Regions from separate parts of the Homo sapiens genome. Here region 1 is linked to region 2. The links are chromatin contacts, found by Hi-C in ENCODE. All regions are on one chromosome and are shown on one strand. Each heading gives the region's core, a stretch centred on a gene start or an enhancer-like site at or near the end of the contact. The rest is flanking DNA. Distances are from core to core; before and after follow the strand shown. Region 1 holds the start of SLC6A2 (solute carrier family 6 member 2). Region 2 overlaps LPCAT2 (lysophosphatidylcholine acyltransferase 2).

Region 1 (6,392 bases), core at 2,005-4,504, 120 kb after region 2:
TGGCAGCAGGACAGGCTCATCCCTCTTATCAGACAGGCTGGACTTGCTGGGAAGTTGACACTCTGGGGGCGGCCTTCATGGATAAATACTCTAGTTTTCTTGCCCCTCAAGTGAGACAACCCCAAGGCGTGCTCTGTGCAGTCTCCCGAGGCCCCCACCAGGGCTGAGCACCTGTTTCCCCAGCAGCAAGTGCTCCTTAATCTACTTTCTCCTGGTTTCCTTCCCTTTGCTGTCTCACTTCTCCTCTCCCCAACGATTGCTTCCAGGATTATCTCCTAAATAAATTACTTGTATTCTAATCTTTGTTTCCAGTTGTTTCTTGAGGAATCCAATACAAAACGAAACCAATCAAAGACACCAAACCCAACAAAAGAAAGAGAACTCTTCTGGTTCTGTATTGTACATGTTTCTGGAGCACCATTTAAGTAACAGAATACATCACGCACTGTCTTTGACGCTGGTAGGGAGGTCTCACAAATAACTGTACAGGCAAATAAACAGCAGTATAAAAGAGGAGTTTGACTCTGTTGTAGGAGGTGGTTATCAGGGAAGGCTTCACAGTGAGGGTGACTGGAGGTTTTGGAGGATGGGTAGGAGTTCTCCAGGTAGAAAAAAGAATGATGGAAACAGCATATTAAAAAACCCAGAAGTGTAAAAAAGCACAAGGTACTCAGGGAACCACTAGTAGTTTAGTATCTCTCATACTACTGGAGAATAAAGCATATTTTGGAAGTGATAAAGGATTTGTAGGAAAAATGAGGAGAGAATTAGAATAGCAGGAGGTGTGGTTAAATAGCCAGAGTCTTGTCTATACTCCTCAAAGTGTTTAGGCATTATCTTGGAAAGGTTGGAGGATTTTTTAAAATTGTGGGTTATCTTTTTCTGATTGCATAAATATCAAATGCTCATTGTGGAAAAGTTGGCATATACAGAGAAGTATAGAGAAGAAAATAAAATTACCTCAAATCCAGAGTTAATTAAATCACATTTATGTGTTGGTGTGTTTCAGAGGAGTTTCAGGCAGAGGAGTGAGGTGGTCGCACTTGAGTTCTAGGTAGAGCTCTGGCAGCTGGTGACGATCATGCAGCTGGAAAGATACTGAACGTGGGGTGACCAGCTAGGAGGCTGCTGCAGTGAGGGGTGATGAGGGTCCTCTGTTGTGGCTTTGCAGGGTGTTTCAGAGGTGGGATTCTCAGCACTTGAAAACTAGTTGGATGGGGTGTGGGGTAGAGGAGAGAAGGGGACCATGACTACTAGAGAGATTCTGAGTGTCTCCACCATGACTTGGTGGAGGGAGCAGAGGCTGGAGGCCAGGAGACTTGGGTTCTCATTTCCACTCTGTGACTTCCAATCTGTGGGACCTTGGACAAGTCCCTTTAGTCCACAGAGCCACAGTTTCCTGACCTGATACGTGGAAAGATGATTCTCTTCCTGCTTTCCTTACAGGATTGTCATGATCGTCCAATAGATCAAAGGAGATAAACACCTTTCATGTGTGGAAACCTACAGTTCTGAGCTCTTGTCCTCAAACCTCTGCTCAATCTTTTCCCTCACCTGCCTTCTGTCATCTTCCCCAGAAGCCAGGGGAACCCATACCCCTCTAGGTTTCCCTTCCTCTCCCCTCTGCATCCTGCCCAGAGGACATTTGTCACGATTGTCCCTCTGGTACAGATGCTCTAAACACCGCCACACACCACCATTCTTTCATTCATTAACTCATTCACTTCATAGGCTGGTTGATGCTCTAGTACGTTCCAGGTGCCAGAACACGTGCTGTAAAAGACAGACAAGGTCCCTGTGCTCATGGAGCTCACATACCACCCAAGGGGGGACATAAAGTTAAACAACTAGGACAAATTCGGATAGCGATGTAACAAATGAATAAATAGGGTGATAGGATAGAGTGAGCGTGTATTTTCGATTTGAGTCGTCGGGAAGGGACCTCTGGACTGAGACCTGAACAACTCAGGCAGAGAAAACAGCAAGTGTAAAGGTCTTGGGGTGGGTTTGAGCTTAGGATGTTTACAGAATGGAAAGGTCAGTGTGGCTGGGCTGATCCAAGCCCCACCCAACCCACTTAGCACGGCCACCTCTCTGAAGCCTCCTTGGATCAACAGGATGCTTCCCTTGCTGATTCAGCTCCACCCTACTTCCACACATCTGTGGTCACAACACATCCTGACCACACTGGGTTGTGATAGACTCTATACACTGGTCTGGGAGCTCCTTGAAGGCAGGGGCTATCTCCTCTCTAGCCAGCACTGTTCACGCACACAGCAGATGATCAGCATCTGCTAAAGGGATTAATACATTAATCAATAGATGAGTGAATGAATGAGAAAACGACTCTCAGGTCCAAATGGCTCACTCCTTTACTTGTCTAATTGTTACCTTCTCAAATTCCCTGACCCCGTATGCAAACTGCAGCCCCACTGTCCCCCCATTCCCTCACCCATCATATAACGTGTGTATTTATTATGTTTCCCGTTTCCTCTGTCTCCGCCAGCAGAATGTAAACTCCATGAGGTCAGGAATCTCCGAGTTATGTTGCGCCAGTGTAATCCAAGAGCCCGGAACAGTGCCTGGCACACAGCGGGCATATGGAAGAACAAATGTGTGAAGGTGTGAATGAATGAATAATTGAAAGAATAAATAGTAGTTCTCAGCCTCACAGAACACGGGTCACAACCTCAAATGACCTGCTACCCTGCCCATAAATAACAGAGATGCAGGAGTAAGTGCTGGGCTGTGACCTGTCAACATGCTAAGCCGCTCAAACAAAACTGCCCAACAGCCCGCTGGCCGCCTATTTGCAGCACTGGGCCCTGAGCCGCACATTCCCATTTCGTTGATAAAGAAACTGACCAGATAGTTTAAGTGGCCTGCTGCGGAAGACAGAGCTGGTGCTGCACCGGTCGCTGCTTCCCCAGTCCTTTTTTGGCCTCCTTTCTGACGCGACGCAGACCCCAGTTCTGGAGAGTCTGTCACTCGCTCCCCGTGGTGGGAGATCAGAGGCCTGGTGTCCTTGGGAGCGGCGAGCGGTGCTCGGCGCAGGATAGAAAGGGAGTGCGCGCCCGAGTCCCCCAGATCCCTGGGAACCCGCGCCACCCTCCCGCCCCTGCCCATCCCCGGCCGCGCTGTCAGTCTCCATTAGCGCTAACAGGCTCCAGACGGAGCGGGCCGGGCGCTGGGTTAATGCAATCGGCGCGTTACCTGGGGCGCAGGCTACATTACCAGCCCGGCCCCCGCCAGGCACGGCCAGAACCAGTCAGCCCGCGCCCTGCCGGCCGCCCCGCGCCTCCAGCTCTTCCCCGGCCCCGCCCGAACGCCACACGGCGGAGCCCAGCCCCAGCCCGCGCCCTAGAGCCTGCCAAGGCGCCGCCGGTCGGGGGCCGGCAGGGCGCAAGGCACCAGGGATCCCCTCGCCGCCGGACACGTGAGTGCGCCCTGAGCGCGGGACAGGGCTAGGTCTGCCTGGGAGGCCCGGGCCGAGACGCGCCAGCAGAGGGCTAGCGAGTTTGTAGTGCAGTGACGTTAAGTGTCCGAGAAGGCTCCTGTGGCTGTTGAAGTGTCGCGGACCTGAGCTGGGGAGGGGGTCGGCACGCTGCCCTCAGCCTCGGTGAGTTCAATCCCAGCCATTTGGGGCAGGCGAGAGTGGGTGAACGAGGAAAAGTGCTGCAGGGTCTTCAGCCGCCCCCAGAGGGCTGTCAGAAGTCTCCAACTCTTGAGTTCCGGCGTGCCCCAACCTCTGTTTCCAAATTTTTCCAGCGGACGCGCGCCCTTTTCTGGGAACCCTGCGTCCGCTCAGCGCGCGCTCATCCCAGTGTCTAAGGCGCTCCCGGGTGGTCTTGGGAGTTGCAAGTAGGGAGGAACGGCCGGGTAACCACCTCTTTTCCCTTTATCCAAGCAGAGCCTCGGCGTGCCCCCAGGACCGGTAAAGTTCCTCTCGCCAGCCGCATCCATGCTTCTGGCGCGGATGAACCCGCAGGTGCAGCCCGAGAACAACGGGGCGGACACGGGTCCAGAGCAGCCCCTTCGGGCGCGCAAAACTGCGGAGCTGCTGGTGGTGAAGGAGCGCAACGGCGTCCAGTGCCTGCTGGCGCCCCGCGACGGCGACGCGCAGCCCCGGGAGACCTGGGGCAAGAAGATCGACTTCCTGCTGTCCGTAGTCGGCTTCGCAGTGGACCTGGCCAACGTGTGGCGCTTCCCCTACCTCTGCTACAAGAACGGCGGCGGTGAGCGTGGGGTCGGGCTGGGAATTTGAATCTGGGAGGTCCACTGTCTGCAGCGGTGGCTGGGACAGGAGCTGGAATACACACGGAAGGGAGGCGAGGAGACAGGGGCAAATCTGGGGCGCAGAAAGAACTGGACAGGGCTAACGGGAAAAAAAAAGATTGGAGTCCTCTGGAAGGTCATTTTCCCAGGCTCTTTGCAGAGTACCTCGAGCTCATTCCAGCGGAAGTGTCAGGATTGGGCACCCTGGAAGCAAAACAGCAGAAGAGTGAAATCGAGTCATGACCCTAAAGTCATGGTAGGGGTATGGATGGAAAGGACAGAATCTGGGGTGCCAGGTTGGGTGGGGGAGCCTGACCTTTTGATGGTCTGCTGGAAGGGAGGTGGAGATTCCAAGAGCTCTTGAAGGGGCACCAGAAGTGGGTGGGATTTGACAACCAGGCCCACAGTGACCCTAAATCTAGCACTCTGAGCCTGGGGGCAGGAACCTTTGGGCCAGAAGCAGTGGGAATACTTCGGTTTTCTGAAGGCACCTGGGGAGGCCCTGTGGTCTTGGGGATAGAAACACACAAGAAGAAGCCAGTATCAGAAATAATGCCATTCTCAGGGAGCACAGCCCAGGTGGAATCAGGCCAGTAGGTGCCAAGAACTGGCCTGGTCCTCAAGGCAGGAGGCCCAGATGATTGGGGTGAAACCTCTACCTCCTCAAGTTCTAGCCGCATTGCAGGGAGGAGTGGGAGAGGGGCCTGAAGAAGACTCCAGTGGAACAGCCACACTCTCTCCCCCTTCTGCTGGATGGTCCAACTGGCCACCTGCCTGAAAATGAGAGCCTAGAGATCACCTACAGCCAATCCAGGAAGAATAACATAGAACCCCGGGCCAGGGAAGCGGTCTGGAAGTCAGGGTGCTGGCCCCCACCCCCTAGCTCCTTCCTGAGGGGCTTTGCTCCTGCCACTTTTGCTGGGATGAGCTCAGAGGTACCCTGCAAAGAGTGTGGGAAAATAGACCTTTTGAGGAAGAAATTGGAGAAGGGGGACCCAGCTCTGAAAGCCTCTCTCTCTCCACTGGGCTGCATTGCTTGGCGGTAGCTGTGACTCTGGACTTAAGGGAGGTCAGAGGGAGGAAGGGCAAGAATTTGGAGCTGGGTAGAGGGAAAGCTCATGACCTGTTCACAGGCTCTAGGACTTACAACTCTGCTTCTATGTGTACTCTGGACACTTGCTTTGGGACGGGCAATACTTGGTGTTTGCAAAAAAGGAGTGGGGCCGGGCATGGTGGCTCATGCCTATAATCCTAGCACTTTGGAAGGACAAAGTGGGCAGATTGCCTGAGCTCAGGAGTTCGAGACCAGCCTGGGCAACATGGTGAGACCTCGTCTCTACTAAAAATACAAAAACTTAGCTGGGCGTAGTGGTGCACGCCTGTAATCCCAGCTACGCAGGAGGCTGAGGCAGGAGAATCACTTGAACCCGGGATGTGGAGGTTGCAGTGAGCCAAGATCACGCCACTGCACTCCAGCCTGGACCATGGGTGACAGAGCAAGACTCTGTCTCAAAAAAAAAAGGAGTGGGATCACCATAGAGCACAGGTGGCTCTGAGCAGAGGATCTTGAGTAAGAAAGCAGTTAGCTCTTCCAACGAGAAAGTTAACCCAAGGTTGGAGCTGACAGATGGAGGTTTGCGTCCATGGTCTCCCTGACACCTCCTGAGATGGGTCTGTCATTGTCAGATACTCTGAGACCAGATAGCTGGAACAGCAGTCCTGAGCTTCAGGGGCATCTGAGGTCTGGGGCCTGATCCGTGGGGAAACAACTTGTGACTCTGCGGGCTCAATGTTTGTGTCTGGCCCTGGGATGGTCATGGGCAGAGAGAGAAAGGTGAGAAAAGGAGAAGCTAATCCAGAGGTGAAACTTTCCCACCTTTGGCGGCTGCAGCCTCTCAAGCGTTACTGGGCAGGTTTAAGCATGGCTGTTTGGGCCCAGGAAGGGAGAAAATGCAGATTCTCTGTATCTTTTAAGAGGCAGGGAGATGATGAATGAGAGACCTTAAGACCCGCCATCCCGCCTGTCCTCAGTGACCGCCCCAGACTGCTTGTCTCTAGACAGTGGAAGGCTCTGTCATTAATCAGTAATATTTTTCTGGTTCCTCTTGGCGTGAGGC
Region 2 (6,489 bases), core at 2,582-5,081:
ATATTCTTGTTATGCTTCAGTCCTTGATAATTGAAGATACACAAATAACGCCAAACATAAAGAACATAAATTGTAAAGGATATCTAAACAGCATATTATCTTTCACTTACCAGGAAATCAATTTATTCATTTGACTAAAATACATGTTTCATGCCATTACTTATTTTGAATTCCTGATTGCTTTTAGACATGGAAGAATTGGGAGAAACAGGTAGTATGAAAGTATTTGGGAAAACGAAGTGCCTTAACAATGGATGCATAGCATACTTCCACTTTCTGAGGTGTGCCATCCTTTGGGCCTTTACAGGTTAAGTTCCTTACAGAGATAGTGATGTGGCCAATAGGACTTTTTTTGGTTGCCCAGCAGTCCAGGTTAATGTGATGATCAAATAGGAGAAAGCTTTTCTGGAAGAGGAACTGGGGATAGAAAATATAATAGACGGGTTTAGTTAATCTAGCCTTCTCAACTGAGAAGTATGTGAGAAGAGGAAAAGGAAATTAGGAGAAAGAATTCAGGAATGAAAGGGAGAAAAAATATTTTGAGAGTCAAAAATTTTTCAGGACTTTTAAACAAACACAAAATCTTTGAAAGGCACAGCTTTGTTTTGTTCAATCTATTGCAAATCTCACGTCCACTTTTGTCTTCTCATCTACTTAATATTATTAGCACTGTGTCTGTTACTTCTAAATCTGTTTTCTCAATTGCCCTTGCTCAAAGTGCTACTCCAGTTACAGATTCTAAGAAACAGATTTTATACCAAAACGAATATCCCAAGGAAAAGGAGACTTGGAATAAACTTAGAGAAGTTTTGTATCAGACTAAGAAGTATTTGGTCTGTCTGTAGGGTGGACAAGACAGGTTAAATGAGATTTTATGTGTGGTTTCATATTTTTCACAGTATTCAGAATTTTCAGAATAGAATGCATCTATTCAAGTAATTGAATTCCACAGCTCCATTTAAATAATTAAAAACAACTTATGCTAGATAGTGTGGATTGACTTTAGAGTTTATAGATAGTAAAAGATTTTTTTCTTTCAAATGGAAGATTTGTGAACTGACACATTAACAATTTATAATTAATTATGAAAGTGATATATCTACTTTCTAAATTATTTCTTTTAACTAAATTCTTAAGCTCCTACATTCCTTAAATAAGTTCCCTCAGGTAATTTTTACAGATAAATTATGTTTTAATTTCTTAACAGTGAAAAGAGATTGGTTGGTTCTTTTTTTAAATGTGTAGTTTAATCCATTCTGCCTGGTTTCTGGGTCAATTGTCTAATGAGACTAAACTAAAAATCCAGTAGAAGTCTTATCCAGAGAGTCTAAATATGTACTGGAAAGCTATAAGTAGGAACAACTATTTCAAACATTATCTTTTAGAGGGTTGCTTAACCACTTTAAAGACAGCATTTGCCTGCCTTTACAATGAAATTTGAAGCTTTTCAGATTTCCTCATAACTAAAACATTTATTAATAACTGGGACAATTTTGATAAAGCTTCCACTTTTAAGGAAAGGCCCATTGATTTTTTTTAATGTCAAAAAACAGTTCAGAAATGTAATGATCTACCTAGGAGTTTTATAAACACATTTACATACCTTAAAATGTGGCCTTGGGTAGTTTCTCTAGAGACTTGGGCCTTTGAGTCTGTGTTGTCAAGGAAACTTCAAATTTGTGGTTTAGTCTGTTGAGCTGAGGCTCTGACTGAAATACATATTTGGTATTCATTTGATGATTTAACTTTTGAATAATAATTGTCAAGAATACTTGTCTAAGCCGGGCACAGTGGCTCACACCTGTAGTCTCAGCTACTTGGGAGGCTGAGGTGGGAGGATCACCTGAGCCCAGGAGGTTGAGGCTGCAGTGAGCCGTGATTATGCCACTGTACTCCAGACTGGGTGACGGAGTAAGACCCTGTCCCCAAAAAAAAAAAAAAGAATAGTTGTCTAGGCCCAAAAAGTGTTATAGCTGCAGTGTAGCATTTATAAATGCAAAATATATGTGAAGTGTGATGTGAGGGTATTTGTGTATAAAGAAATGATTGTTGAATAATATAAGATGATACTTGCATGACTGTATAAAGATAGACTTTTCTTTTTTCTCTTCAGCATTCAGCTTTGTATGCTTACTTTCTGCCAGCTCTTCACAAAGGTAGAAGTTGAGGTAAGTCATTCAAAATGTGGCCTTGGAACTTGAGATTTGGCCTTTCCTTTAATTTTGAACCTCTAGTCTAGAGAGACCAGATATAAAGGTCCATCACCAGGTGTTTTACAAATTGTGTATATAAACCTAGGCTGTCAGATTTAGCCCTTGAAATCATGTTAGAAAACACCTCTAGATTCTGGGAACTTGAAACATGTAACCACCCTGGCTGGCCAGAGGGGCATCACCTTGCTCTCATCTTTTTACTCCTTTAATGCTGACCTCTGCCAAATTGAATGATATATTTTCACATCCTGACAAAAGGAACTGACCATAGCTGATAGAGCCCCACACCTCCTTAAAGAAAATGTTTTGTGAAAGCTAAGAGATGCTACTTGGGGTCTAGGGGAGAGACATAGAGGTCAGAAGCCTTCACTGTGAAATCACCCTGCACATGAAAAGCCCAAGGAAATTCTATCTGGGAGGCAGCACATATCATCATCCACAGGACAGTCTTTTGGTTTGAATTACAGTGGCAGGTAGTGAGAGAGGAGTTATTACAACATTCTGAAAATTTTGACCAGGTTTTTAAGGCTCTAAAGGTTGGTTCTAGAGCTGTTCTTAGTTTCTAGATATGATGTAGAGTAGAACCCTGAATTCAGCATCCAGTCGGTTTTAGCAGTACCCTCAGGTAGTCTCCGAAGAGAGATGGTTTGATAATGGGTCTCCTAGATTTTCTAATTGCATCCATGGATTGTGTAACGAAAACCTTAAGTTTGCCTGTGTCATGCAGAGTTCTGAGTGGGGTCTAGTGCCTAAGTGACAGGACTGTGGAATTTAATTCACAAGAATACTATTTTGCTTTGCTAGATAGCTTAGTGATTTGGCCATTTAGAGACTGTCAGTAATACCAAATGATTTAGGAGGGCAAATTACATTTCAGAATGAGTTTTGTGAAATTTTCTTGAGATTTGCATGTTTTCTGCCTGTCTTGAAAATATCTGTTTATTAATTATATTTCATACACCCCCACTTTTAAAACCAGTTCAGTTATCTCTCACTGTGGCCAAAAAAAAAAAAAAAAAAAAAAAAGAAAACCCACACTTGTTCTTGGGTTTTTCTTAGAGGTTCCTGGGGAACAAAAACTAATTTAATAACATTTGGAAGTATCAAGGGAAACAAAATGAATTTTTTTTTTCTCAAGACTACTCAGTGCCTTTGAAATGTCTGACTTACAGAACCTTTTTCTCTAGATATCTCCCGGAACCAGTGTTCTATAGAATACACTTCAGGAAGCCTTATATCATAATATTTCTAAATACTCTGAGCACTGCTCTTGCTTCTTTAATAGCTGCTCAGGTAGTCTAGGCCTGTTTCACTTTTCTAAAAAAACAAGAAAACTCATACTTTAAAAAAGCCATGCTATCTTCTCTGCAAGATATTGTCTCTTCCTCTCAATGTACCCCTCTGTAGCTAAAACAAGATCTAGCAACACATGTAGAAATGTATACAAAGCTGTCTTTTTTGCCATAGCATGTCAGTGGTCAAACTGCATTACAACAGAGGTATTCAGATTCCTCTTTTTTTTTTTGTCATGACCATTATTACCACATTTCCTTTCTGTGTCATGGCTTTCTTTTTTTTTTTCTGTCTTTTTTTTTTTTAATTACGATATTTGCATTCTCCAGCCAGTTCTGAGACCTGTTTGGATCATATTTTTCTGGCAAAGAAAACAATGTATTCTTTGTTCCATAACTTCACAAATAAAATGACTTTCAGCTGCTTGAAAATAGCCGCGTCGACAGAGATTTGATGAATTAGAATCGTAGTGCAGAACAAGAGGATGGGAATTTGTGGACTTCAAATTTAGTACAAATATTCTTATTTTAATTATGTTTACTTTAAATTTATGACTCCCCCTTTCACCCAGGTGACTCCTAAATACTTTATGATATTTTAATATTTTAATACTCACTGTTGGATTTAACTGAAAATGTATCCCAGCAGCCCTTCAGGCACTAAGTATACCACACCCTGGCTTGAAGCTCTGTAAGAGCTGGGCCATCTCTGAGGCTCCAGCTTTTCCACTACGTCTGCTGAGGCCCAGCTTGAGATTGGTTTGTGGTCTCAGTACATTTAGTTGCTCCAGTTTCAATTGTCTTGGTTGTTCTCAAGTAACCCCCTTTTTTCTTTTTTTTTAAATTGATGGAAATCCTTGTTACTATCTTATTTTAAACATGTTTTTAGAACTTCTTGAATATTAGGTAAACCTAATTCAAGATATATTATTCAAGAATATGGTATTAATTTTATGGTTTTTCAAATGAACTTTGAATGAATTATCAAAGTGCCGTTTTAGACAGTCTTGCTTTTGTGAGTCACATGACACCCCATTATGTTGGCTGCCATATCCTTTAGTTTCACAAGTCTCCCCTCAGTAATCATGACTACCAAAGTCTTTAATTACCAAAATCATTAGATATCTAAGATATAATGAGTCTAATATTTAGGAATATTTTCTTACCACCTCTTCCCAGCCCTCTCTGCTTCCCAACATAGAGACATACAGTATTTTTGAAAAGGTTATTATTTTCTCGACTCTTGGATCTTAAAAATATAGTTAGTTCTAAACCTCATGTCCTGTGTAATTGTTCTTCTGGCATCCTTGAACAATGATGAAGTTGTCTGTCTACAGAATGGTTCTACTAAAAGTTATTCTTTGAATTCTAATGTGGCATAATGGGTGTTCTTAAAGTATCTTTTAGTCATACTTTTATTAACCAGCTGTTTCACAAGTATCCCTTTATAAGGATATGGCTTAGGGCATAGGGAATGAAATAGCTAGTAGGAAACATTACAAAATGTGACATGAATTAAGAGTCTGTTAGTTTATCTCATGAGAGAGAATACATGCTATGTCACACTATAAAGCACTAAGTGGGCCGCAGCTAGTTTATGAATGGAAACAAGCCATTTACACTGACTGTGCAGTCAGTTTCCTTCATAGGCTATATCTCAGTTTGCATTAAAAGCGTGTTGACTTTAGAAGCCATTTAGTATATATTATAGATAAATAAAAATTGTCTGTAGTGGGCATATTAGATATATAATAAGTCCCCCCTTATCTGTAGGGGATATGTTCCAAGACCCCCAGTGAATGCCTGAAACTGCAAGAAATACCAAACCCTATATATACTAACTTTTGTCCTAAACACACATACCTCTGATAAAATGTATTTTATAAAATAGGCACAATAAGAGATTAACAGTGACAACTAATAATAAAATAGAACAGTTGTAGCAATATAGATAAGAGTTGAATGTGAATGTGGTCTCTCTCTCTCTGTCAACATCTCATTGTACTATATTCATCCCTCTTCTCCTTGTGATGAAGAAAGAATAGAGAAGGATAGCATGAAATGTTATCACCCTACTCAGAATGGCATGCAATTTAAACTTATGAATTGTTTATTTCCAGAATTTTTCATGTAATGTGTTTGGACCATGGTTGACTGTTGGTAACTGAAACCACGGAAAGCAAAATCCCAGATAAGGGAGACTATTGTGTTTTCTTTAGGAAAATTCCTTTAAAAGCTTATAGTGAGCTTATAGTGGCTAGCATTAGGCCTAAAATACTCTGTTGTGGGCTTTTCATTTCCTTAAAGTAATAGAAAGGTTTGTTTTTTTAATTTAAAAAGAATTTCTGATTTAGGGAAAGATTGCAATTAATAATGAGTATTATGATCAACAGCTACATGTACATATCACTTTTAAGATCTTTAGAGAGCTAATTACTTAGGGAAGATTCAAAGACATTTATATAGTTTATTTAAGTATCCAAATGCACTACAATTATTTGTAGTTTTTAATCTAAAATGAGCCTTTTAGAAAACCTCAATCATACAACTACACACACACACACACACCCTACATATATACTTGTTCTAACAAAGCTAATTTCTTCTGGAACTTGGTAAAATTCTGGAATTTGTGAATACTAATAGAGAAATAAAAAGGGTATTAACTAGAGTTTTTGTTCTAATCCTGTTACTACCTACCTGTATGTACTTGAGAAAATTAAACCTTTCTAAGCCTGCATTCTCACTGACAAAAATGGGGATAATGACAGAAAATTTATAGAGTTTTGAGGAGTAATAAAGTTACTTATGTGCTGGCACATAGTAAGTGTTCAATAAGCACTAACTTTTACTTTCTGTCTCATCTAGATGTTTCTGTTCTTTTGGGAAGGAAGCAGCAAGCATTGTTTAAAAATATCTTCCTTCTTTTGCATTTTTTCTCTTCGAAGATTTAAAAGAAGAATTACACAAAGAACTAGAACTGC

The links. Hi-C counts contacts between places; a loop is a spot of excess contacts on that map. Pooled maps may share reads with other maps.
Region 1: a map of dorsolateral prefrontal cortex shows a loop between it and region 2 (1.9-fold over the local background). The contact joins the promoter of SLC6A2 here to the enhancer-like site in region 2. A Hi-C loop is called at or near these places in 1 of 168 maps with a recorded cell type or tissue (dorsolateral prefrontal cortex) and 1 of 50 pooled maps.

Annotation. Positions count from the first base shown.
Region 1 is chr16:55,652,734-55,659,125 of GRCh38, forward strand. SLC6A2 (solute carrier family 6 member 2) reads left to right here and starts at 3,255. Exons shown (of 15, transcript NM_001172501.3): 1 at 3,255-3,436; 2 at 3,911-4,235. The coding sequence starts at 3,962. It overlaps LOC124903693 (a long non-coding RNA gene), which reads right to left and starts at 3,380. Exons shown (of 2, transcript XR_007065075.1): 1 at 2,866-3,380; 2 at 373-1,206. RefSeq lists an enhancer at 3,507-4,042.
Region 2 is chr16:55,535,465-55,541,953 of GRCh38, forward strand. LPCAT2 (lysophosphatidylcholine acyltransferase 2) reads left to right here. Exons shown (of 14, transcript NM_017839.5): 8 at 2,114-2,168. Among named protein-coding and RNA genes, the nearest start is that of CAPNS2, 28 kb to the right of the region's middle. Within about 2 kb of position 3,832, at least 2 of the 41 ENCODE cell types and tissues checked have a DNase peak (open chromatin) inside an H3K27ac peak, as active enhancers do.